Regions from separate parts of the Mus musculus genome. Here regions 1 and 2 are each linked to region 3. Evidence: chromatin loops called from intact Hi-C (ENCODE). Cell type or tissue: left cerebral cortex. All regions are shown on one strand.

Region 1 (8,000 bases), 380 kb after region 3:
TATGTATGTATTGTTGGGTATAAGGGATGATCTTTTGAGTTAAATACTAAATTTTTAAATATTGGTTCATTCTAGCTGCTGGTGACAAAATAAGTAAGTTGCCTCATCTTAAGCTCCAGTTTTCTAACATAGAGGACAAGAAAGATATTAACTGCTTGTAACGTTTCGGGGGCAACTAGATTGAGTATTTTAGTTAATAGTACATATTAATTTGTTGATTTTAAATCTCAGTTCTTATCATTGTTTTCGTCTGCCATAATAAAAGATGAATTATCTGCAGTATAAACATGCCCAGTGGCTAGTACAAGATTGAGGTACAATGTGGTAAATTCATGCCTCCATCTTAATTGAGATAATTTGTGCATTTTTTTTTTCATTTTTTTTTATTAGGTATTTAGCTCATTTACATTTCCAATGCTATACCAAAAGTCCCCCTTACCCACCCACCCCCACTCCCCTACCCACCCACTCCCCCCCTTTGGCCCTGGCGTTCCCCTGTACCGGGGCACACAAAGTCTGCGTGTCCAATGGGCGGCCTCTCTTTCCAGTGATGGCCGACTAGGCCATCTTTTGATACATATGCAGCTAGAGTCAAGAGCTCAGGGGTACTGGTTAGTTCATAATGTTCTTCCACCTATAGGGTTGAAGATCCCTTTAGCTCCTTGGGTACTTTCTCTAGCTCCTCCATTGGGAGCCCTGTGATCCATCCATTAGCTGACTGTGAGCATCCACTTCTGTGTTTGCTAGGCCCCGGCATAGTCTCACAAGAGACAGCTACATCTGGGTCCTTTCAGTAAAATCTTGCTAGTGTATGCAATGGTGTCAGCATTTGGAAGCTGATTATGGGGTGGATCCCTGGATATGGCAGTCTCTACATGGTCCATCCTTTCATCTCAGCTCCATACTTTGTTTCTGTAACTCCTTCCATGGGTGTTTTGTTCCCACTTCTAAGGAGGGGCATAGTGTCCACACTTCAGTCTTCATTTTTCTTGAGTTTCATGTGTTTAGGAAATTGTATCTTATATCGTGGGTATCCTAGGTTTTGGGCTAGTATCCACTTATCAGTGAGTACATATTGTGTGAGTTCCTTTGTGATTGTGTTACCTCACTCAGGATGATGCGCTCCAGGTCCATCCATTTGGCTAGGAATTTCATAAATTCATTCTTTTTAATAGCTGAGTAGTACTCCATTGTGTAGATGTACCACATTTTCTGTATCCATTCCTCTGTTGAGGGGCATCTGGGTTCTTTCCAGTTTCTGGCTATTATAAATAAGGCTGCTATGAACATAGTGGAGCATGTGTCCTTATTACCAGTTGGGGCTTCTTCTGGATATATGCCCAGGAGAGGTATTGCTGGATCCTCCGGTAGTACTATGTCCAATTTTCTGAGGAACCGCCAGACTGATTTCCAGAGTGGTTGTACAAGCCTGCAATCCCACCAACAATGGAGGAGTGTTCCTCTTTCTCCACATCCTCGCCAGCATCTGCTGTCACCTGAATTTTTGATCTTAGCCATTCTCACTGGTGTGAGGTGGAATCTCAGGGTTGTTTTGATTTGCATTTCCCTGATGATTAAGGATGTTGAACATTTTTTCAGGTGCTTCTCTGCCATTCGGTATTCCTCAGGTGAGAATTCTTTGTTCAGTTCTGAGCCCCATTTTTTAAGGGGGTTATTTGATTTTCTGAGGTCCACCTTCTTGAGTTCTTTATATATGTTGGATATTAGTCCCCTATCTGATTTAGGATAGGTAAAGATCCTTTCCCAGTCTGTTGGTGGTCTTTTTGTCTTATAGACAGTGTCTTTTGCCTTGCAGAAACTTTGGAGTTTCATTAGGTCCCATTTGTCAATTCTCGATCTTACAGCACAAGCCATTGCTGTTCTGTTCAGGAATTTTTCCCCTGTGCCCATATCTTCAAGGCTTTTCCCCACTTTCTCCTCTATAAGTTTCAGTGTCTCTGGTTTTATGTGAAGTTCCTTGATCCACTTAGATTTGACCTTAGTACAAGGAGATAAGTATGGATCGATTCGCATTCTTCTACATGATAACAACCAGTTGTGCCAGCACCAATTGTTGAAAATGCTGTCTTTCTTCCACTGGATGGTTTTGGCTCCCTTGTCGAAGATCAAGTGACCATAGGTGTGTGGGTTCATTTCTGGGTCTTCAATTCTATTCCATTGGTCCACTTGTCTGTCTCTATACCAGTACCATGCAGTTTTTATCACAATTGCTCTGTAGTAAAGCTTTAGGTCAGGCATGGTGATTCCACCAGAGGTTTGTGCATTTTAAGTCTCTCGTTTTGGTTCTAACAATGAATACATTTTCCTGTCTATTTGATTTTAGCTTCCTACATCTTTTTATAGTACAGGAAAAGTCCAGGTGTCTTTTGGAACAACAATAGTCACGTTAGAGTTCCTGGGTCATAGATGCATTAGCTTTTAGATAGTAACAGAAACCAGCAAGCTCATGCCCTTTAATCCTCATCCCTTAATTATTTTTAAGTTTAAAATTTTTAGAACTTATTATGATTGTATGTACATGACAAGTGTGAATATGTGAGGCCACAAATGGTGGCTCTCTCCTTCCACCTTGTGTGGGCTCCAGGGATTGAACTCAGCTCATTAGGCTTGCACCACAGGCAGTAACTAGTGCCTGATGAGCCGTCTTGCCAGCCCCTAAGTTTAAACTATCCACCTTCCTATATTGGTATATTGGTAGTTGTACAGTTATGCTTCTCAGAGAAAACAGACTTGACAATGGCTTTTATCTGTTTTACCATTGCTTCGGGAATACTATTTTGTGAGTTTAGGTAGAGCACAGTTATTTGTGATTGCTGCCTCATAAGCTGCATTAATCCACACTTAGCCTTCCACTCCACAGCATTTAAAACCAGACATACTGACCCTGATGAGTATTATCAAGGTGTGTTCTAATAAGAGCTCCTCGGGTCTTCAAAATAAAGTAGTTCCTCCACATTGAATCCCACAGGTCTCTGTTTCTCTGTTATGCCTTCCCCTAACTAACATTGAGTACTTTCTTGGTAATCAGGGGTTATTGCAGGTATTATCCTGCAATAATTTTCCCCTTTGTGAAAAAGGAAACGGATTTGATATCACTGACCTGAACTGAGACAAGTTGACATCTAAGTATGGTCCATCCAGCATCAGGTCCTTGATGCAAACCAAGTACACTTCCTTTTCCCTTTTATTTTGGATTTTAAAGGTAATGACCAAGTTATTATGTTTAGTTCTTATTTTGCATTTCTATGTATACCTAATGAATGATCTAGGAAGCTGGGTCTATCCCATCTTTGAGTTCCATTGACAGCAGTTATATTTAATAGCCATTTGTAACACAAATGAAGTTTTGATCATACCATGAGTAAATATGTAGTCATCTAACCAAATGTTCCTCATCCTCTATCTACTTTTTCATATTTTTTTCCTAAACTTCATGTGTTCATGAGTCAAGGCTATTCTGTTACTACCACCAAATGTAAGAATATTGAGGAAGAAGAAAAACAATTTGTGTTTCTCCTATGTATTTCTGTGACCCAGAAGTGGGAGGAATAGAAAAGGAAAAACCCTTCTAGAAATTTTGTTTCTTTAGTGCACATCAGCTGATAGTATCAGTTCTGATACTACCTGGAAATGGATGCTGTAAATTGAGGGCTCACTTCTGTTGACAGCTCCAGATTGTTTTAACCCACACTTCTGATTAAACTGCTGTGAATCTGGTATCTTAGTTTTTGTTGTTTTTTTTTTTTTTTTTCTATTTCTGGGATAACATACCATGACTAAGGTAGTTTGAGGTAGTTTTCATGACTTATGAAATAGTTGGAGACTTAGAGTTTTAGAGGGTTAGAATCCATAACTATCACAGCAGGGAGCATGGCAGCAGAAAGGCAGGCATGGTGCTGGAACAGTAGCTGAGAGCTCACATCTTGAAACAAGACCAAGAGGCAGAGAGAGAAAGAGAGGGAGGGAGGAAGCGGGAGAGAGAGAGACTTGAAAGGTGCCTCCACGCCTGCCCCCAGTGACACTTCTCCAACAGAGCACCTAAGCTTTCCAAAACAGTTCTATTAACTAGAGACTTTGCATTCAAATATATTAGCCTATGGGGGCCATTCTCATTTAAACCACATCTGGTTTCCCATAATCACTCCTTGCATTCTATATGTTACATAGTGAGCACACCCTGTGATATATAGTAACAACAATACACTGGATACAGATGAACACCAGAGAAACTCTGATCTCTAAGATACAGTGTTTATCTTTCTAGAAGCTCCTTGAAACCTGTCCTTTTGAGTTACTTTGGAAACTTCATTACATAAACATGCTTCATTTCATCATTGGCACTCAACCCAAACATTAGCTTCCCACTCCATGGAATTGGAAGAAAAAGTTTGGTTATTAGATAGTGACAGACGATGCACCCAGGAACTTTCAACAGTGGCTGCTTGAACAAGACCAGTATAATGCCACCACCAGTTCACATGCTAAAGCAGACAAGAGAAATCCTACATGGTCCCTAGATGAAGAGCTATAGCTATTCGTCTAGAGACAAGATGGAGAGAAGGAGAATCACTTTCTTCCACTGATAAGCCCTAGGACAACTTGTTCAATCCTGAGTGATGAGTTTGGGCATATGTATAAACAAGAAAGGCTAAAAAAAAAATCTCAATATGTTATATACATATGTGCATATATACATATGTATAACATGTAACAATAAATAAAGAAGACATCTTGACAGCATGGACCCTGTGCTTTTGGCTGTTATATTCGTTCCTCCCCTTCTTCCATGATTTTCCCCGAGTGATAGATGTAAGGGTTTCATTGCAAATGTATCAGTGGGGTACCCCATACTCTCATTTATTCTATGCATTTTGACCAGTTGTGGATTTCTCCACCTGTTGCACTGCATTTATCTGTAGGGATAAGGATAAGTATTTAGAATATTGTTCAAAACTATAAGGAAGAAAGGTTTCTAAAGGCCTAACATGAATTATACCTTGTCCTTTCAGTGAGTAGCTTAAAGGTGGTGCTTATGGAATACCAGCCTAATATTAATCAACTCATTATCACACACAAAAATGTCATTTCACTTTACAAAGTGCAGAGGTTTTTTTTTTCACACTCCATATTTTATTTCCCACCCCCACCCCACCCAGCCTCTAATTTCCCTGGAGCCTCCAGTCTCTTGAGGGTGGGTGCATCATCTCTGAATGAACACAGACCTGGCAGTCCTCTACTGTATGTATGTTGGGGGCCTCATATCAGCTGGTGTATGCTGTCTGTTTGGTAGTCCAGTGTTTGAGAGATCTCAGGGGTCCAGATTAATTGAGACTGCTGGTCTTCCTCAGAATTGCCCTTCTGGTCAGCTTCTCTCAGCCTTCCCTAATTAAACAACAGGAGTCAGCTGCTTCTGTCCATTGGTTGAATGCAAATATCTACATCTGACTCTTTGAGCTGCTTGTTGGATCTTCTGGAGTGTGGTCATGATAGGTCCCTTAAAGGGTGCTTCTCCCCTCCCCCATTTACCTTCCCCCCCACACACACACACACCTCCCTCCCACATCCCCCTTCCCTGAGGTATCAAGTCTCTACAGGATTAGTCAATCCTCTCCCATGGAGGCCAGACAAAACAATCCACTGCTACATATGTGCCCCAGACCAGCAATATATGCTCATTGATTGGTGGGCTTAGTCTCTAGGAGCTCCCAAGGGTCCAGGTTAGTTGATACTGTTGTCTTCCTACGGGGTTGCCATCCCCTTCAGCTCCTTAAATCCTTCCCCTAGCTCTTCCATAGAGGTCTCCAACCTCAGTCCAGTGGTTGGCTGTAGCTACATCTGTCTCAGTCAGCTGCTGGTAGAGCCTCTCAGAGGACAGCCTTGCTAGGCTCCTGTCTGCATGCTTCAGTCCCACTCAGAAAAGGGAACAAAATAATCACAGGAGGCAAAGAGAGGGAGGGGAAGTAGGGATCAGAATCATGTATGGGGGTGGGGGGAGATAGGAAAGAATCCAGAGGCCCAGGAAAGTGAATGGAAATATGCAGCTGTGGGTGGTGGGGAGGGAGGAACCTCTAGAAAGCCTCAAAGCCCTGAAATGTGAGAGACTCCCAGGACTCCCTGGTGGTGACCTTAGCCAAACTACCCAACAGTGCAGAGATGAAACCTGAGTAAACTGCCTCCAGTAGACAAACAGTAGAGGGATGGGGTCACCAACCTACCTTCAAAATTTTTGATCCAGAATTGTTCCTGTCTAAAAGAAATGCAGGGACAAAAATGGAGCAGAGATTGAAGGAAAGATCACCCAGTGACTGGCCCAACTTGGGATCCATCCCATGAGCAGGCACCAAACCCTGACACTATTACTGGTGCCATGTTGTGCTTGTAGACAGGAGCCTATCATTGCTGTCTTCTGAGAGAAGAGACTATCAGCAATTTTATAAACCTTGATTAAAAAAATAGTATTTTAAACAGTAAGCAACTATTAAAAATGAACACATTTCACTTGGCATCTTTAGCTATCTGTTCCTGGTTTGTTTTGGCATCTTCATTTTCTGCAGGCAGGCATGGTGCTGGAACAGTAGCTGAGAACTCACATCTTGAAACACAACCAAGAGGCAGAGAGAGAAAGGCTGTTCCCGGGCTTGCCAGCGCTGGCTTTTCCCTTTGCGTGCCTTCTTGTTTCTTTGCAGGGACCTTTTTACCCTGGACACTGGCTTTGGAGGAGCCAGTTTAGCAGAGAACTTTGCAGAGTTTTCCCTGGTGGCTTCTTATTAACAGGGCTTTATCTCTTGGGTGCTGGATAAATTTCCTTTTCTTTTCAAAGCTCAAAGTTCAGTCTTTAGTACCGAAGAAGGTGGGGAGTGAATTTATTTTAAAGGAGAAGCCAAGTTTGGTAACAAATGTCTTTAAATCCCACTCAGGAGGCAGAGGTAGTCAGCTCACTATGAGTTCTCAGCCATCCTGGTCTAGGTGGTGAGTTCCAGAACAGCCAGGGCTACAGGGCTACATAAGAAGACCCTGCCTTAAGAGAAAGAAAGGGGGTCCTGAAGGTAAAGGGTACTTGATGCAGAGCCCAATGATCTGAGTTCAGCCTTGGAACACACAGTGTGGAAGTAAAATCTGAGTTCGGCAAATCGTTCTCTGCCTTGGCATGGACACACATTCACACACACCAAACAAACAGAAAAAATACCTTAAAAACAAGAAGAAAATAACATTTATCTTCATACTTTTCAATATTACCATGTGTAGAATAGTATCAGACTTGTCTAATGAGAAATCATGTTTATCTCCAAACTTAGAATTAAGTCACATAGTCCTCCCTCACAACATAGCAAGCACTACATTGAAAATAGGAGATATATTTCTTGCTGACTTGTTACTGTCTTTTCAGTGTGCTGCTGCACTTCATCACTTTGAATGTTTAATCACTATTCCAGTTACGTGTCTGCATGTATGTCTGGTAGATGTGTGCCTGTGAGTGCAAGTGCCTGGGAAGGCGTTGGACCTCCTGCAACTGGGACAGGTAGCTGGGAGCTGTGCAGTATGGGTGCTGGGAGCTGTCCCTTGGTCCTTGGAAAGCAGTACATGCTCTTAACCACAGAGCCATTTCTTTAGTCTCACATTACATCATCTTACTGGTACATTGCTACATTGTGTGTTATAGAGCTAACAATTTTAAGATCTGCATAGATAAATCTACACTTATAAAAGGAAATCTGAATATTCACCTCACATTTCATTAACTAAGACTGGATGTATAATAATGTTAGGTTCTCTACCCTTTCTATTATGTTCAATAAGTAGGAAATAACTGTACTAATTGGTTCCCAATAATGAGTTTAATTCTCTGGTTTCCTTTATAATAAACAAGTTGGACTATTTTCTGCTTATTATTTCTTGGATCGGTTTTCTGGGATGTGGTTATTCATGTTTGCATATTTGAATGTGTTTTACAGGAGGATTTGTTGGTATTGAGGAAA
Region 2 (8,000 bases), 460 kb after region 3:
ACAAAAGACTAACACTTTTTAAATTTGAAAATATAATTATATCATTTCCCCATACCTCCCCTTCTGTGCCCATCCCCCTTTAAAAAAAAATGTTTTCTGTGGAACCTAGACTTTCAAAAAACATATACCATGGGTCACTGAGATGACTCAACAAGAAAAGCCACTTGTGACCAAATCAGACAATCTGAGCTTGATCCGAGGGCCCACATGTAAAAGGAGAGAACCAATTCCCATCAGTTGCCCCCCAACCCCCAACAGTGATACTGTGCGTGTCCCCTTTGTCACATTCACACAAAATGTAGTGTACACACACACATGACCGGCATGGGAGCTGACAAGAGACAGTCTGAGAAGAGAAAAAAAAAATCAATAAAGAGAGACAAGAGAGGGAAATGGGATAGATATGAACAGAGTACCCAATAGACACATACAAAAATGTAGATATGGAAACATTTGGTACAATAAATATACACTATGAACAAATTTAAATGACAGCATTGTTGTATGACCCCACTTATATGAACTGTCCCAAATTAGCAAATACACAGTTTGGTGGTTTGGATGTGTTTGGCCTAGGAAGTGGGACAATTAAGTGTGACCCTGTTGGAGTAGGTGTGTCACTATGGGTGTGGTTTTTGAGACCCTCATCCTAGCTGCCTGGAAGTCAGTCTTCTCCTAGCAGCCTTCAGATGAAGATGTAGAACTCTCAGCTCCTCCTGCACCATGCCTGCCTGGATGCTCCCACCTTGATGATAATGGACTGGGCCTCTGACCCTGTAAAGCCAGCCCCAAGTAAATGTTGTCTTTGTAAGGGTTAACCTTGGTCATGGTGTCTGTTCACATAAGTAAAACTCTAAGACACCCAGAAATAAAGTTGGCTCACGACTGCACATACTTCCGGCAGCTAGAATCCTCAGTGTGCAGTAGGGTGTGACTGAAATAACGTTTTCCTCAAAGCCAAAAGTAAAAGTCCCAAGATAGCATCCCAGAACATTCCTTTGCAAGTTCTGCTGAAAGTTTATAAATCACACCTACTTATGACCACCCAGACAGTCCCAATATCACTTTACAGATGAGAGACTGCAGAGAATTGCTAGCCTAGCACGTGAGCAGCCCAGGGGTACGAGTGTGGGATATTAGTAATAGCCTACCACTTAAGTCTGAGACTGCAATCTGCCCACCACTTCTGTGGGTGTAAATCACCGTCTTCCTAGGTAAGTGCTGTCAGAGAAGTGGTAGTTTTTAAAAACTAACTTTCGGGCTGGTGAGATGGCTCAGTGGGTAAGAGCACCTGACTGCTCTTCTGAAGGTCCGGAGTTTAAATCCCAGCAACCACATGGTGGCTCACAACCATCTATAACAAGATCTGATGCCCTCTTCTGGAGTGTCTGAAGACAGCTACAGTGTACTAACATATAATAAATAAATCTTTAAAAAAAAAAAAACTTTCACCACTCTGCCCGGCAATGCGGAGAGAAGGAAGGTGACGGTCACACCTCTCACCTGACACAGTGGTGTGGGTCTTGGCACCACCCAGCTGCTCTTGAGTGACATCCTCATTGGTAACAGACTTCACAACTTCAGGGCCAGTGATAAACAGGTAAGATGTGTCCTGAAATCAGATGTCCACAGTGTCAAAGTCAAGTCACGTAGCTACTCAGAGCTCACGCACCAAGACCACAAATGCAGGGGAGGAGACAGAGGAGAGTGGCAGGAAGAGGCTGGGACTCTAGATGCCCACAGGCTGAGGACTTGCTTTCTGAGCCACAGGGTGATGGTTTAAATGAGAATGGCCCCCAGGGACTCACAGATTTGAATACTTGGTCACCAGAGAGTAGCACTGTTTGAAAGGATTAGGAGGTGTGGCTATGTTGGAGAAAATGTGTCACTGGGAGTGAGCTCTGAGGAGTCAAAAGCCCTTGCTGAGGCCAGAGTCTCTCTCTTCCTCCTGCCCGTGGATCGTGATGTAGCTCCGTCTTCAGCACCATGTCTGGATGTTGCCGTGCTCCCTGGATAATGGCCATGGACTAAATCCCTGAAACTGTAAGCAAGCCCTAATTAAATGCTTTCTTTTATAAGAGTTGCTGTGGTCATGGTATCTCTTCACAGCAACAGAATACTGACTAAGACACACGCTGTTCTCAGAAGAGCACTGCTGTCTGCTTCAGTCTCAGTATGTTAACCTGCAGTGTGGCAAACCTAGGGTCACAGGTCGCCCTGACTTGGGAGTTCATATACTATGTGCTTATCTTGCAGCTCTTCCCAGGATTCTGTCATTAAAACTTTTAAAAACTCCTACAAGACCACACTTCCATGAAGAAACTGAGGCACAAAGACGGTACAGTGAGACCTTAAGTGAGACTGCTTCTGTAAAAACCCATTAGCCAGTGTTCTGGTATGACTGAGGGGGCAGCGGGGAAAGGAAGGGAAGGAGGACAGAGAGAAACAGACAGACAGACAGACAGACAGACAGACAGACAACTGACTGAGAGGCTGAGGTTCTGACTGGTTATGAAGCCCACACTGACCTCAACCTCTAGATCATCCTGCCTCTGCCTCGTAAATGCTAGGATTACAGGTGTGCACCACTGTACCAGACTTTCCTATGCAGCTTCTACTTCAGGTAAAACGTTTGTTCACACAGAAGTGGAGGCAATGGAAAATGAATCCAACTCTTCAAACTCCACCCTGAGAAGCGGCCACTTCAGGCCCTCATCTGTCTTCCCAGAGACATTCGATAAGTCCAACATATTTTCTCTTACAAACATTTTTCTTTTGACACAATTCTTTGTAGCCATGTCCTGCGCATATTATTTTCAACCAAATTTTCCTTATTTTTAAAAACAAAATATATACTATCTTAAGAATCCACGAATACTGTAGATTTTCCATAACTAATTGCCACAGTTTGGCATAATTTAAGTGACCACTCAAATTTCTAGTCTCTTACTAAATAAGCAATCCTGCAATAAATCCCCTATCCAAATCATCAGTTAGTATTTTTCTGTCTGTGTTGTTAATGGATGGTGTGTGTGTGTGTGTGTGTGTGTGTGTGTGCCCATGTACTCGCTCGTGTGTGTTAGTTCTCTCCACTGACATTGACAAACTAAGAAAAAAGAATAGTCTGATATTACCTCTTTAAATGTCTGGTGTTTTGTTTGTTTGTTGTTGTTGTTTTTTGTTTTTGTTTTTTTGTTGTTGTTGCTGTTTTATGTTTAATGTTCTCTAGGTTATAAGCTCTGATATATTTAAGAAGACCAAGCTGGGCATGGTAGTACATGCCTTTAAGCCCAGCACTTGAGCCAGAGACAAGGGTAATCTCTGAGTTCAAGGCCAGTCTGGTCTACATAGTGAGTTCCAGGAAAGCCAGGGCTAGGCTACATAGTAAGACCCTATCTAAAATAAAATAAAATAAAATCCAAAGTAAATACTTAAAAGGAGAACACTTGAATTTTTCAGACTGAATATTCCCATCTGCAGGTACATTTAAATTGATTATGAATTATTTTTGTTTGTTTATTGAGATGGGTTTCTCTGTTTAGACCTGGCTATCCTGAAACTCCCTCTGTAGACCAGACTGGCCTTAAACTCACAAGAGATTCACCTGCCTCTGCCTCCTGAGTGATGGGATTAAAGTCCTGCATCACCATGGCCCACTTGGTATAGGCTTTAGAGCAGTTGATCATCCCAATCTATCCAGGGATGCCCACACTAGTAAAAGCAAGTACTGCTGTCAGTTTGATTTTGCTTGATAACGAGGCCAACTGCCATGCACCAGTGATCTCATTAATACATATCCAAGGCTGACCCTTTAAAGTCAAACGTTGCTTCTTACAGTATACCCAAGGGACAATGAAAAGACACCAATAGATACGGACGGCCTTTCACTTAAAGCTGCAATTATGAGTTAACATTGAAGATCATTAGCTCTCTGAGTACTTTTTCCTGTTCTTGTTTATAAAGATGTTCCTCATTAAAATGCATCAACAGCTCTAAGGCTCTTGCTGGAATATGAATTTACCTAGGGAGATAACAGAAAAACATGCAATGTGACAAAGTGTGTAAGTGTCTATGTATCTTCTATGTTGTGTCCTTGTTTAGAATCATACCAGTAAGGCCTTTCCCACTACATACGCACTGATTTGTAAGTGTTCATAGAATACTATTGATAATAATTTTAAAAAGAAAAGAACTAGCCGGGCAGTGGTGGTGCACACCTTTAATCCCAGCACTTGGGAGGCAGAGGCAGGCAGATTTCTGAGTTCAAGGCCAGCCTGGTCTACAGAGTGAGTTCCAGGACAGCTAGGGCTACACAGAGAAACCCTATCTAAAAAGGAAAAGAAAAGAGAAAAAAGATGGAGATGGAGATCTGTGGATACATGCACACGAAGGCAATCGTGTTTGCCTAGGGAGGAATCTCCCATTTACCATCTTACGCCTCTGCATAATTTGTCGTGCACATGATTAAAATCAAATGCATTATCAGAAGGTATATGCCTTCTGAAAATGGAACTATATTTGTTAATTAAAACAGAAAACCAGGCAATGGAGAGGGTAGGTGGTTAAGAGCACAGTTCTAGGGTAGCTGATGCCCTCTTCTGGCCACCCTAAGTACTACATGCATGCTGTGCACAGACATACATGCAGGCAAAGTATACACACATATAAAATAAAATAAACCTTCTTAAAAGTTTTTAAAATGAAGAACCACCCAAACTATACGCCTTAGGAAACACACTCCTCCTTCCCTTGAACCCCATCAAAGCCCAAACAATTATGGAGGTCTTCAGTACCTCCACTCCCACAGTCCTCTGTCAATCTTAACCGTGTATTTCTGGTCTGTATCTTTGCTTTGAGTGACGTTACATTACTATTTTGTTAATCTGTGTGAGCCATTATTTTATTCTTGCCTAAGAAGCTATGAACCTCAGTCACCGGTAACACAGTGGTACAGACTTTTTAACCCCAGCCCTGAGAGGCTAAATTCAAAGTTCTTAAGTTTGCAAACAACCTGGACTTCGGGGTAAGAAGCTGTCTTTATGGGGCCGGAGTGTTGAGGTTTGGTCTTTTTTTTTTTTTTTTTTGGTTTTTCGAGACAGGGTTTCTCTGTATAGCCCTGGCTGTCCTGGAACTCACTTTGTAGACCAGGCTGGCCTCGAACTCAGAAATCTGCCTGCCTCTGCCTCCCAAGTGCTGGGGTTAAAGGCGTGTGCCACCACGCCCTGCACGAGGTTTGGTCTTTTGCTATGTATTATGATGCTAAGCACCGCCCCCAAGACCTGGTTGCCCCAGAAATGAGAGTCCCCACTTAAAACCAAGTGATGTTATGTGACCTTGCTCCTCAAGTTATTTCTGATTGGTGAATACAGATACCGACAGCCAATAGCGGGGCAGAAGAGACATAGGCGGGGTCTAGGGTTCCCTAGATTAGGATTGGAGGAGGACCACAAAGGGTGGGGGTGGGGAGGAGAGAGAAACCATGATAAGCAGCCCAGAAAGCACGCCAGTTAGAGTTAAGAGCAGCTCAGCTGAAACATAGCAAATAATAACTCAGAGTTATAGATAGGAAAATTTATCTTAACAGCATAGAGGGTAGATATCCGCCCAGCTCTAGTGCTGATTAAGGCCTATCTGGGAACTAAATAATCTAAAGCAGGGTAGGAACTCCAGGTTGGGATTAAAAACGTCTAAAACACAGGAGAGATGGCTCAGCAGTTAAAAATCTCTGGCTGCTCTTTCAGAGTACCTGGGTTTGGGTCCCAGTGCTCACGTGGGGCAGCTCGCAACCATCTGTAACTCCAAATCTAGGGATCTGATGCCCTCTTCTGGTTTCTGAGAGCAACGCACAGACAGACAGCAAATAAGCAAAAAAAGCAAAACAATCAAAAAAAAAAAAAAAAAGCTATCTTTTAAATTTTTTGTTGTAAAGAATTTCAAAACATACCGATAAGATTCAATTACATATGTTTATGGGTTTTTTTTTTAATTCCCACTTTGAAGGTATGGAGAAAGATTTATCTGGCCAACAATTGCCAAAAGAATTAGATGTACTGATTTTAGGCAAAATTTACTTCAAATTACAGGAAAGGATAGTGAGAATAGCAGGTGTGGGGGACATACAGAGTGGGAAGATAAAGTCTGGAGGACATAAAAAGTAGAGGACATACAGAGTGGGGGACATAAACAGTGGGGGACTGTGATGGTGTGTATTTTGTCTATTTTATATGGATGATTTCTGTGCTGCATGTACACCTGCATGCCAGAAGAGGGCACCAGATCCTTTTATAAATGGTTGTGGGCCACCATGTGGTTGCTGGGAATTGAACTCAGGACCTCTGGAAGAGCAGCCAGTGCTCTTAATTGCTGGGCCACCTCTTCAGCCTTGTGATGGTGTGTATATGCTTGGCCTAGGGCGCGGCACTATTAGAAGGTATCCCTGCTGGAGTAGGTGTGTCACTGTGGATGTGGGCTTAAGACACTCATCCTAGCTGCCTGGAAGTCAGCCTTCCACTAGCAGCCTTCAGATGAAGATGTAGAACTCTCAGTCCCTCCTACACCATTGCTGCCTGCAGGCTGCCATGATCCCACCTTGATGATACTGGACTGAACCTCTGAACCTGTAAGCCAGTCCCAAGTAAATGTTGTCCTTACAAGAGTTGCTTAGATCATGGTGTCTGTGCACAGCAGCAAAGCCCTAACTAAGACAGGGACATATAGAGTAGGGGACATGACTGGGGAGCATAGAGAATGGGGGGCATAACAAGTAGAGGAACAAGTGGGAGACATAAAGAGAGTGGGGGTCTGAGCTGAGAGCACTCAGGGTAGGGACTGTGAAATGTATGACAAGTACTGTGAGCAGGGACTGAGGGAGGCTGGAGGCCGACCTGGGCTTTGCTCTGCAGCCACAGGTATATTTCAGTAGAGCCATATGTCCCTTCTGTCAGAAGAGAAATGACCTTTTAGGACAGATTGGAACTAGTTTCACGAGTTCCTGAGGTGTGCTGGCCTTTATCTAGCCACCAGAAATCTTCCTATTGGCCCAGTCTGGGATCATTTATGGACATCTCAGGCCAGCCTGAGACCTAGAGACCTAACATGGGACATCTCAGATCTAGCCTGAGACCTTGAGACTAACAGGGGCAAGACAGAGAGACTAGTCGGCCAGAGAGGGTGGTGACTGTTGAGAGGATAAAGTACTTGAAGACAGTAACTCCCCCGATTCCAAAAAGGCCAAAGTAAGATGGGACCCTGTGGGACGCCCCACTTGCCAGCAAGTAAGACGCCACAACAGGATCCTTCTGCACACGTTTATTGGGAGAGCTTGATCACAGAGGCGAAGAGACCCCAAGCCCAGAACTGGTGCTGCTTATATAGGCCTAGGAGAGGCGTGTCTCACACCCGGATTGGTTATGCACTATACCTCATTTGCATGTTCCTCATCTGATTGGTTATTCTCTCAGAACCTCATTATCATGCCTGGGCCAGGCAGTGTCTTGGCAAAAAACTTTACTGCAATATGTACACATTGGTTGTTTGCCCAAACTTGCCAGCAGTAGCCAGCGCCACTCTGCAACGGTGCATGTGGCTTCCCACAGGACCCCAAGGGCACAGCTTCCTCCTCAAAAGCTGATAGTGCCCTTCTCATGCCACCCCAGAGGTCAGGGAGAAGCTATTGGGCAGCTCGTTTCTAAGTCTTAAACTGCTCAGGGCAGCCCCAGTGGCACCAGGGCAGTGTGCAGCTTCCACGCTAGATACACAGAGTGGGGACCCCCTTAACCAGGGGCTGTGAAAACTTCCCCGATTCGGACACTACAGTACATGAGGTGGGGTTCCTCCACATTAGCACTGGCCCCTCAGCAGCCACTCATAATGAACACCGAAGCTGCCCTGGTAGCGCTTGGACTCAGGGCACACATTTGCAGAATACCCCTAAAGTCCCCCCCTCCATGGTCGCTATAGTGTAGTGTTCTGAAGCAAGGGTTTTCAAGCTACAAGGGCTA
Region 3 (8,000 bases):
ATTCTCCTGCCTCAGTCTGAGTTCTAGGATTTGGCAGTTTATTTTAAACAAATAAAAAAACAAGCCATACTAACCAACCAAAACATATCTGGAAAAAAAAAAAAAAAAAAGCTTCTAATCTTTTTCAGATCAAAAAAGGAAGCACTCAGTGAGGCCTGGTAAAGTACACCTTCAAACCCAGTACCTGGGAGGCAGAGACAGGAGGATGTTTTGTGAATCTGAGGCCAGCCTGGTCTACCTAGTAAGTTTCAGCTCAACCAGGGCTATACAGTGAAACCTTTTAACACACACAAAAAAAGGGAGGATAGGCAAAAAGACTCAGAAAACCTTTACCTGGCAGTTTTCTGTGCTGTCTTGTACCACTGAACTCATTATAGGCAACCCAACACTGCTTTTATTAACAAACTTTAGAGTTAAAAAAATAAAAAGCTCTAACTCTACAAAATGGAAAGTGATTTTTACAATGTGTTTAACACAAGCAGACTGCAAAACTGATTCTTGACAGACAAAATGTGAAAGTGTTACTGTTTTAACACCCAGAAAAGAACATTTAGTTAACTCATAACATTTAGATACATGATAAACCCTCCAAGCTCCCACCAAACCATTGCAATATCCTTTCAAATCCCCCAAAGAGTCATTCTTTTTACCAAATAAGACAAGGAAAATAAATTCTAACAGTAAAACCTGAAAGGCAGCCATTCACTGTCTTTCCTCTTAGGTGCTGAGGATCCAAACTCCCTCTGTCCATCACGGAGCTACATCCCTAGCACCATCTTACACTTCTTAGGGGGCTACAGGACTCAACTACACAGACAATTGAATTTGTTAACACTTCTAATATATGGAGTCTGAAAAATACAAATTAAAAGGTCATATGCCCGGAATCCCAGCTACTGGGAGGCTGAAATCAGGAGATGGAAGATCACATTAGAACAAAATTTGAGCAACAATTTAGAGCAACGATTTGAGAGCCCACCTCAAAATAAAAGTGTTGGATCTCTAGGGGGAAAACACAAAATGAAAATTACATATTGCACAAGGTAATAATATGGTATCATAAAGAACACATGACACTTGAATAAGATGACTTTGAGTCTCAGCTCTGCCCCAACATCAAGATGTGGACATGTCAGTAGATATTTAGCATGGATTTCACGTTCTCAATCTAGAAAACAAAAGGCTAGATTCCAGTGTTTCAACAACGTTCCATGATATCATGACACAAATCCATATAAAATTAAAAAGCAAGGGGAAAAAAAAAGTCAGCTGGGGAAAGGATGTTTAAGAAAAAAGCACAGCAATAACTACACAAGCAAATGTCATCACAAAACACACCGCTCTGTGCGCTAACTTAAAAAGAAAGAGGGCGTGCGAAACAAACAAACAAAGACTCAGTTTAACATAGGTAACAGAAAATCTTGACAACCTTCACTCAAATCACAATTAAATTTCTAGGGACTGGAAAGATGTCTCCAGTTAAATTCAAGTATGGTTCTTGCAAAAGATCCAAGGCTGATTCCCTACAACAGGAGGCTTGTGACCCCCTGTAAGTATCTGACACTTTCTCCTGGCCTCCCTTTTCAGGCACCTGCCTCTTGTGCACATATCATGCCCTCAACATACATACAAGCACACACTTTTTAAAAATGTTTAACAATATGTAAAACAATGTAACTCTGGATGGGTGTCAAGATGCCTCTGTAGTTAAAGGTACCTACAGCCAAGCCTAAAAACCTGAGTTCACTTCATGGGACCTCTGTGGGGGACAGAGAACTGACCCCTCACAAGCTGTCCTGACTCTGGGTGTAGAAAATATAATAACCAATCACTTTTTTAAAAAATAGAACTTTAGACTGATGATACACCTCAAAGGTTTATGAGAAGCCATTGGTCTCACCCCAAAACTGAGGGAAGGCAAAAGAGACAGGAGAGGGAAAGAGAAGAGAGGGCGGGGAAGGGAGGAAGGAAATTAAGGAAGAAGGAAAGCTTAGCGAACTTTTCCTTTGCAAAGTTAGTAGTTTGCAGAGAATGTTTCTGTATTAGGACAGATGGCTCAGTGGTTAAGAGCTCTTGCAGAGGATCTCTGTTCTGTCCCCAGAGTCCACAGCACATGTCGTACAAAACACTACAAAACACATAAAATAAAAATAAACCCTTAAAAGACTGGAATCTAGAGGAAAGATATTACTAGTGTCTAAACAGTGAAAAATATGTTCAAAGTATTATTTTAAGATCAGCACAGGCAGAACACATTTGAGATCCTCCAGGCAGAAAATCCAGTTAGAGTTACTGAGTAGTTCAGAAACTGAAAAACAATATATAAGAATACAAAGGTAAGATTTTTTTTTTAAAGAAAACAACTACAAAAAAACAGTACAATGTTAAGGTTTATGTCTGGGTTCCTGAAAGCATGCTACTAATGTATCGCTAATGAAAGACAGCTTGGAGGCGTGGGGCATCAGTTGTGAAGGGAAGACTTTGAAGTTCTATTTCCTTGATAGGTTAAAGTGAGAATCAGGCAGGCCTGTCAAATTGTCGTCAAACTGTTGGATTTGTTAAATGCTCAGTTCACGTTTCCTCCAATTTTACTTAACAGTGAAATAATCATTTGATTTTCTGGCATTGAAAGCATCCATTCTTCCACATTGCCAGAGTTAATTCATTTTTTTTCAAGTTCTCCTGAGAAGGAATTTATTTACAATAATAATCACAACAAGCCTTGAACTCTAGAACGAAGTTCTCAAATTAGAAAATCAGCAGCATAAACTATCACTCAATGTTTAATAAGGCAATACATTAACGTGTCGACTTATTAATACACGGATCTGTTGGGCTTGGAAACCTAAACAATTTAAAATGCTTGCTGGGGAGGCAAATCTTTTCAAACATAATGCTCATACATACAGCGGAGACATCAACACAATGTACGCTTTAGTTACTCTAGCCAATTCCTACAGAAGTTTTCCCAGAGAAAGCACCACATGTGGCCACGATGAAAAAAAAGTACTAATCAACCAACGCATACGCTTTGACTTAACTATCACGATGTGAAGAGAATATCTATTTAAAAACAAGACTGAAAATGATCAATCAAAACTTTCTCCTTGGACTATTTCTCTGTTCATGTTGTGACGTCGCTAAAGGCTGAAAGCACACAATTGATTTCCAGGTGCTTAAGAAACCGTTAAGGCTGATTGATCATCATCAAGCTACCAAAGCTTTTGAAAATGGAACGCTTCTTGCAAAACTTGACCCGTTTTTTTGGCCGAACCCTGGATTCTCACTGCTCCCCACCCAAGATGGGGTCAGGAAGTTTTCTTCATCTCGTTCTTTCCTAACTCCTGTGAATTCTTTCCTAACTAAGGGCAGTATTTTTCTTCGGGTGACTTCAGCTCGGCTCGACGTTAACCGGTCATGTTACGGTCCTCAACCCTGAACAAAAAACCAGCTTCCTTCCAACCCAGCTGTTAACACTGAACCGACCTAGCACGGAAACCCGTACGACAACAGTACGAAACCAACCCAGAGGACTGCTTTTCCTGGACCAACCCCACCTCAACAGCCCCCGGACACCCACATCTCTCCTGCTCCGGAACGGGAGGGGGAGGGGAGGGCGCGCCCCGAGGATGTCCCCCCTCTCGGCTTCCTCAGGCTGGCGGCTGGAGGTGAGAGCGCCCTTCCTGCCAGCCTACCGTCCCGGCCTCGGACACCGACACAGACCGCCGACAGGGCTTTCTGCGGAGAACCGCCGAGGCAGCGCGCCGCACACTTGCCTGCCCGCCTCCCCGACCGGCGCTCGCAGCTCAGGCCAGAGGCCGCGGGGTCACCGGGCTGCACCGCGGACACCCGAGCTCCGCCGAGCGGCCTCCCCGCCCCCTCCGCTCCGCTCCGCCGCCAGCAGACGGCGCCCCCGGGCCAACTTCGCCGGGGAAAGAGGAAGCGACTAGAGACTAGCAGGCAGAGCGGACCGACCGGGAGACCGAAAGGACTGTGCGTGTGTCCGCACGCGAGCGAGGCCGTCTCACCTTCCCTCCGCCGAGCCCTCGGCTCCAGTCACCTGAGGACCGCACCGGGACGCCACCGCGGCTGCCCGGATGCCGTTACCGCACGAGGCCTGTGCTGCGCCGCCGCGTAGCTCTCGGAGAGGGGCGGGGCGCGCGCAACCGGTGGGCGGACCGTTGCGGGCAGGAAACCCGCTCCACGCCCAATCTAATAGGCTCCATCGCCTCCTGCGCCCGCCCCTGACGCTTCAGCGGAATGCGCCGCTCCGGGATTGGGCGAGCGGGCTTGTCAATCAAGCGCGGGCCCTGAGTGGTCCCTGAGCTGAGACTGCGCGGCCTTTGGACAGAAGGTGAGGAGCGCCGGGCCCCACCGCCCTGTTCTCCCCTAGCCTCCTCGGTGGCTGCTTACTTTCCGCCTCTCCCACTGCTACTAAAACCTGTCATTCATTTTAAATCGCTCATTAATGTCGAACAGCGGTCCCGAGTTCAACCCAGACTACTCTGGTGCCTGCATCTGAAAGGGCCGACCAGCTGCAGATCTTAGGGACAGGGAGCGACAAAGAAAATGAAGCCTCGGGGGAAAAATGTAAGATGTTTGTTAATGAAAACCACAACCAAAATAAGCTTTGCGAGCAACTTCCGAGTGCCCTGGCGCGTGGGTAGCCTTCATTCCCGGCTTCCAGTCCTGTGAAAAGGACAGTTACTTCTGCCCTAGGGGTGAGTATGGCAGTGGCACAGTCCCAGCCACCTGCCAAGGAAGGCATCAATAAATCGGCTCTCCTTCCTAACTTGCCTTACAGCGACTCATAACCTGCCTCACTATTTCCCAATCACCTTTGTTGCTTAGTGTGGGTGTGGCACCTAAAAGAAACATTCTAGGTTAGGTAATTTTATGGAAACACGAGTTTTTGCCTCCAGCGTAGCTGCACCCATATACCTAGATTGCAAAGTCTATTAAAAGAACTGTTTCACCCACGCCCACCTCGTGCCTAGCACATCATCCTCAACAATCGAGGAATTAATACAGCTTCCTTTCATCTTTTAAAAATTCATTTTTATTCTTTGTGTGTTCGAGTGTTTGGTGTACTTGTGTTATACTTGTGTATAATTTTGCTGCCCATGGAGGTCAAATGAGGGTATAGGATCTTCTGGAACTGGAGTTACAGATGGTTTTGAACCACCCTGTGGGTGCTGGGAATCAAACTCAGGCCCCTTGGAAGACCAGCGCTCTTAATCACTGAATCTCAGCCCCTTCCTTTAGCTATACTACAAGCCCTACCTGTAAATCCTAAAAAGTTGTTTTCTGCTTTTAACTTAATTGCATGTTAATAAATACATGGGTGGCCTGCCCTAGGTAAAATACAAGTTACCTGTAGCCCCTTTTAATCCTGAGTTTAGTTGAGAAAAGTAGAACATAAAACTGGGGAAAGGATACTCTGCCTATTGTTAGTATCAAAAGTAAGTAATGCAAATTATATATTTAAAAACATACATACCGAAGAGAAGGGGGTGATGCATGCAGAAGCAGGTGGATCGAGGCCAGCCTGGTCTACAGATTGAGTGTGAGTTCCAGGACAGCCAGGGCTACCCAGAGAAACCCTGTCTCAAAAAACAAAAAGACAAATATATATATATATATATATATATGCAGAGACAGGTTCAAGTTCTGCAAGTTCAAGGCCACCCTGGTTTATGTAGCAAATCCTAGGACAGTCAAGGCTACATAGAGAGATGCTATCTCAAAAGCAAAAACATACAGGCAGCTGACCCCCATTAACTCCAAAGGAGGATATTTGGGGTAATAAAGGAAATAAGAATCCTCCATATCTTAAGACCTTTCCCAGTAAGCTATTGACAGCTTATATAGTTAGAATGACCTAGTTTAGTGTCCCTATCATACAGTAATGTTTAGGAGGAAGAAAATCCTACCTATCTGCTATCAAGAAGTTATCACAGACTTGATATTGAAGTGTAAACATTAGTGGGCCCTACTAAATAAACTTAACTTCTGGATTTAGTATAGTTATGCTGTTATAGGAAAGAGTCTACCTTGTATGGAAGGTGCTAAAATAGGCACTGCAGATCTTGAGTCCACACCAGTGTCAGATATTGAGATTTAAACCAACCTGTATTATTTCTGTGCTAACCATATCAACAGTTGTATGTAGGGACAGATGGGCATTAAGCCACAATGAGAGGGAAATGTGTAGTAAGACTATTTGAGCAAAAAGAAGGGCTTGGGAGGGAGTTACCAAGTCTAAAGACATTAAGCAATTATAGTAATGTTGATGGAGCAGACAGTGGCTAGATTTGAAGCAATGTGTTAGGAAAGCTGAGGTCCTTAGAGTTTATCCTACAAGAAATGAGAAAGAGTTGTTTCACTAAAGAGTTGTTTTTCAGTACTTTTTCAGTAGATCATTCTGATGTTTTCTAGCTCTTGTTTCTACTGAGAAGCAAGTAGCAATTCAAAAAAAAAAAAAAACCAACTTTCTTTTATGTGTGATGGGTTTTGCTTACATGCAGTTCCCTCAGAGACCAGAAGAGGGCACCAAATTCTGGAACTGAAATACCAGACAGTTGTTAGTTGCGAGTGGGTGCTAGGAACCCAACTCGTCTTCTAAAGACCACAGTGACAGGAGCTGAACTATGACCCTGAAAGGACATTGTACAGCATAAAAATTTTTTAAAAAGGATAAAACTGTAGGCATAATGTTTTTATACACTGTGTTAATCAAATGCTGATTTCTCTGCCCTCATACCTTGTTTCAGTCCAGACACAGCATTGTAATGCTTATACCAAGAATCTCCTGTCTCAGGTTTGTGTGTAAAACAGTTCTTATTCTGTGCCTTGTCAATAAATGCTGATCACCCAGTGGCTGGGTAGAAAAGACAGTCGCACCCACCAGCCAGAGGAAGGAGAGAGGGAGAGAGGGAGATTCAGATCAGCAGCAGGATGGAGGAAGTGGAGCCATGAAGAAGGGGTCTGAAGAGCTGGGTCATTATCACGGGATGGGGCTGGGAGGTAGCCACATTAGCGCAGAAGTTTAGGATAGATCACTTAACTATGGGTAATGAGGCGTAGTTTTAAATAAATCTTGATTTCTCTGTGAAGTTACTGGGGACTAGCATAACATAAATAAATACAGTCACCAGATTAATTCACAGCCACATTTATATTAAAGAAATTTCATTCACATTAAGCCATAGAGCAAGGGGGAGCAGGGTAGGCCATACCGTTGTCCAATCATACTTTGACATAAGGATTGAACAAGGGAGTGTCCATCCATCAGGACTGGAGTTGGTCCCTGGGCCTGGGAACAGGAACTTGTTTGACGCTGCCGACAAGATGGAGAAGTTGTCCTTGAGATGTCTGGACTCAGGCAACTGTTTCCTTACGACAGAAGCTGTTCAGCTACTGGGAATCCCCAGCTCCCCTGGGACCTGGGACCTGGAATTTAGTTTCTCTGTATAGTCGAATGGAGTCTGAAAATGAAATGGAGTCTGAAAATGAAATCCTTAGAATGAGTTTCTCTAGCTTGTTCCCAACGATGTCTATGCTCACCCTTAGCAGGTTACACCCAAGATTACATATGTGGACATATGCTGCCCAGGGTCTTACTGAATCTCCCAAGCTGGCCTCAAATTTAGGAGCATCCTGCCTCAGCTTTCTAAGACACTGAGATTACAGGCTTATAGCTCTATGTCTGGCTCAGTTTGCATAATGTCTGTTGATATCTAATGTCTAGTAATCCCTGAAAATCTTAAGTATCAACACTTCCCAACGCTGGCTACCTTGCTAATGGATTTGGATTTGTTTGGAGATAATTTAGAAACATTTTATTCAGAAAAACAGAAATCACATTTTACCACAATGGAGGAAATTTAGGATTATGTGTTAATGGACTGAAAAAACTGACGCCAGGTTTGGTGGCTCATGCCTGTCACCCCATTATTGGGAGGATCACCCCAGGTTCAAAGCCAGCATGGGTATATAGT

What was found. Hi-C counts contacts between places; a loop is a spot of excess contacts. Peaks named below come from ENCODE experiments on the same cell type or tissue, not always from the same donor. Only the 100,000 strongest peaks of a DNase experiment are listed, where the experiment ranks them.
Region 1: a loop joins it to region 3, with 2.1 times the contacts of the local background. A loop is called at or near these places in 12 of 42 quality-filtered maps.
Region 2: a loop joins it to region 3, with 2.0 times the contacts of the local background. A loop is called at or near these places in 2 of 42 quality-filtered maps.

What each region holds. Positions count from the first base shown.
Region 1 is chr9:100,920,047-100,928,046 of GRCm38, forward strand. It overlaps Stag1 (stromal antigen 1), which reads left to right. Exons shown (of 34, transcript NM_009282.4): 23 at 7,977-8,000. Among named protein-coding and RNA genes, the nearest start is that of Pccb, 110 kb to the right of the region's middle. In left cerebral cortex, no CTCF peak of the experiment used is centred here; no DNase peak of the experiment used is centred here.
Region 2 is chr9:100,997,662-101,005,661 of GRCm38, forward strand. It overlaps Pccb (propionyl Coenzyme A carboxylase, beta polypeptide), which reads right to left. Exons shown (of 15, transcript NM_025835.3): 7 at 1,504-1,612. Among named protein-coding and RNA genes, the nearest start is that of Pccb, 33 kb to the right of the region's middle. In left cerebral cortex, CTCF peaks have their summits at 4,600 (motif pointing left) and 6,260 (motif pointing right); a DNase peak (open chromatin) is centred at 958.
Region 3 is chr9:100,541,967-100,549,966 of GRCm38, forward strand. Nck1 (non-catalytic region of tyrosine kinase adaptor protein 1) reads right to left here and starts at 4,168. Exons shown (of 4, transcript NM_010878.3): 1 at 4,029-4,168. It overlaps Gm46139, which reads left to right. Exons shown (of 2, transcript XM_017313741.1): 2 at 3,491-8,000. The coding sequence ends at 4,138. It also overlaps a transcript of Slc35g2 not described here. In left cerebral cortex, CTCF peaks have their summits at 3,898 (motif pointing right), 4,743 and 6,540 (motif pointing right); DNase peaks (open chromatin) are centred at 2,969, 4,241 and 4,889; H3K4me3 peaks cover 2,280 bases; H3K27ac peaks cover 1,606 bases.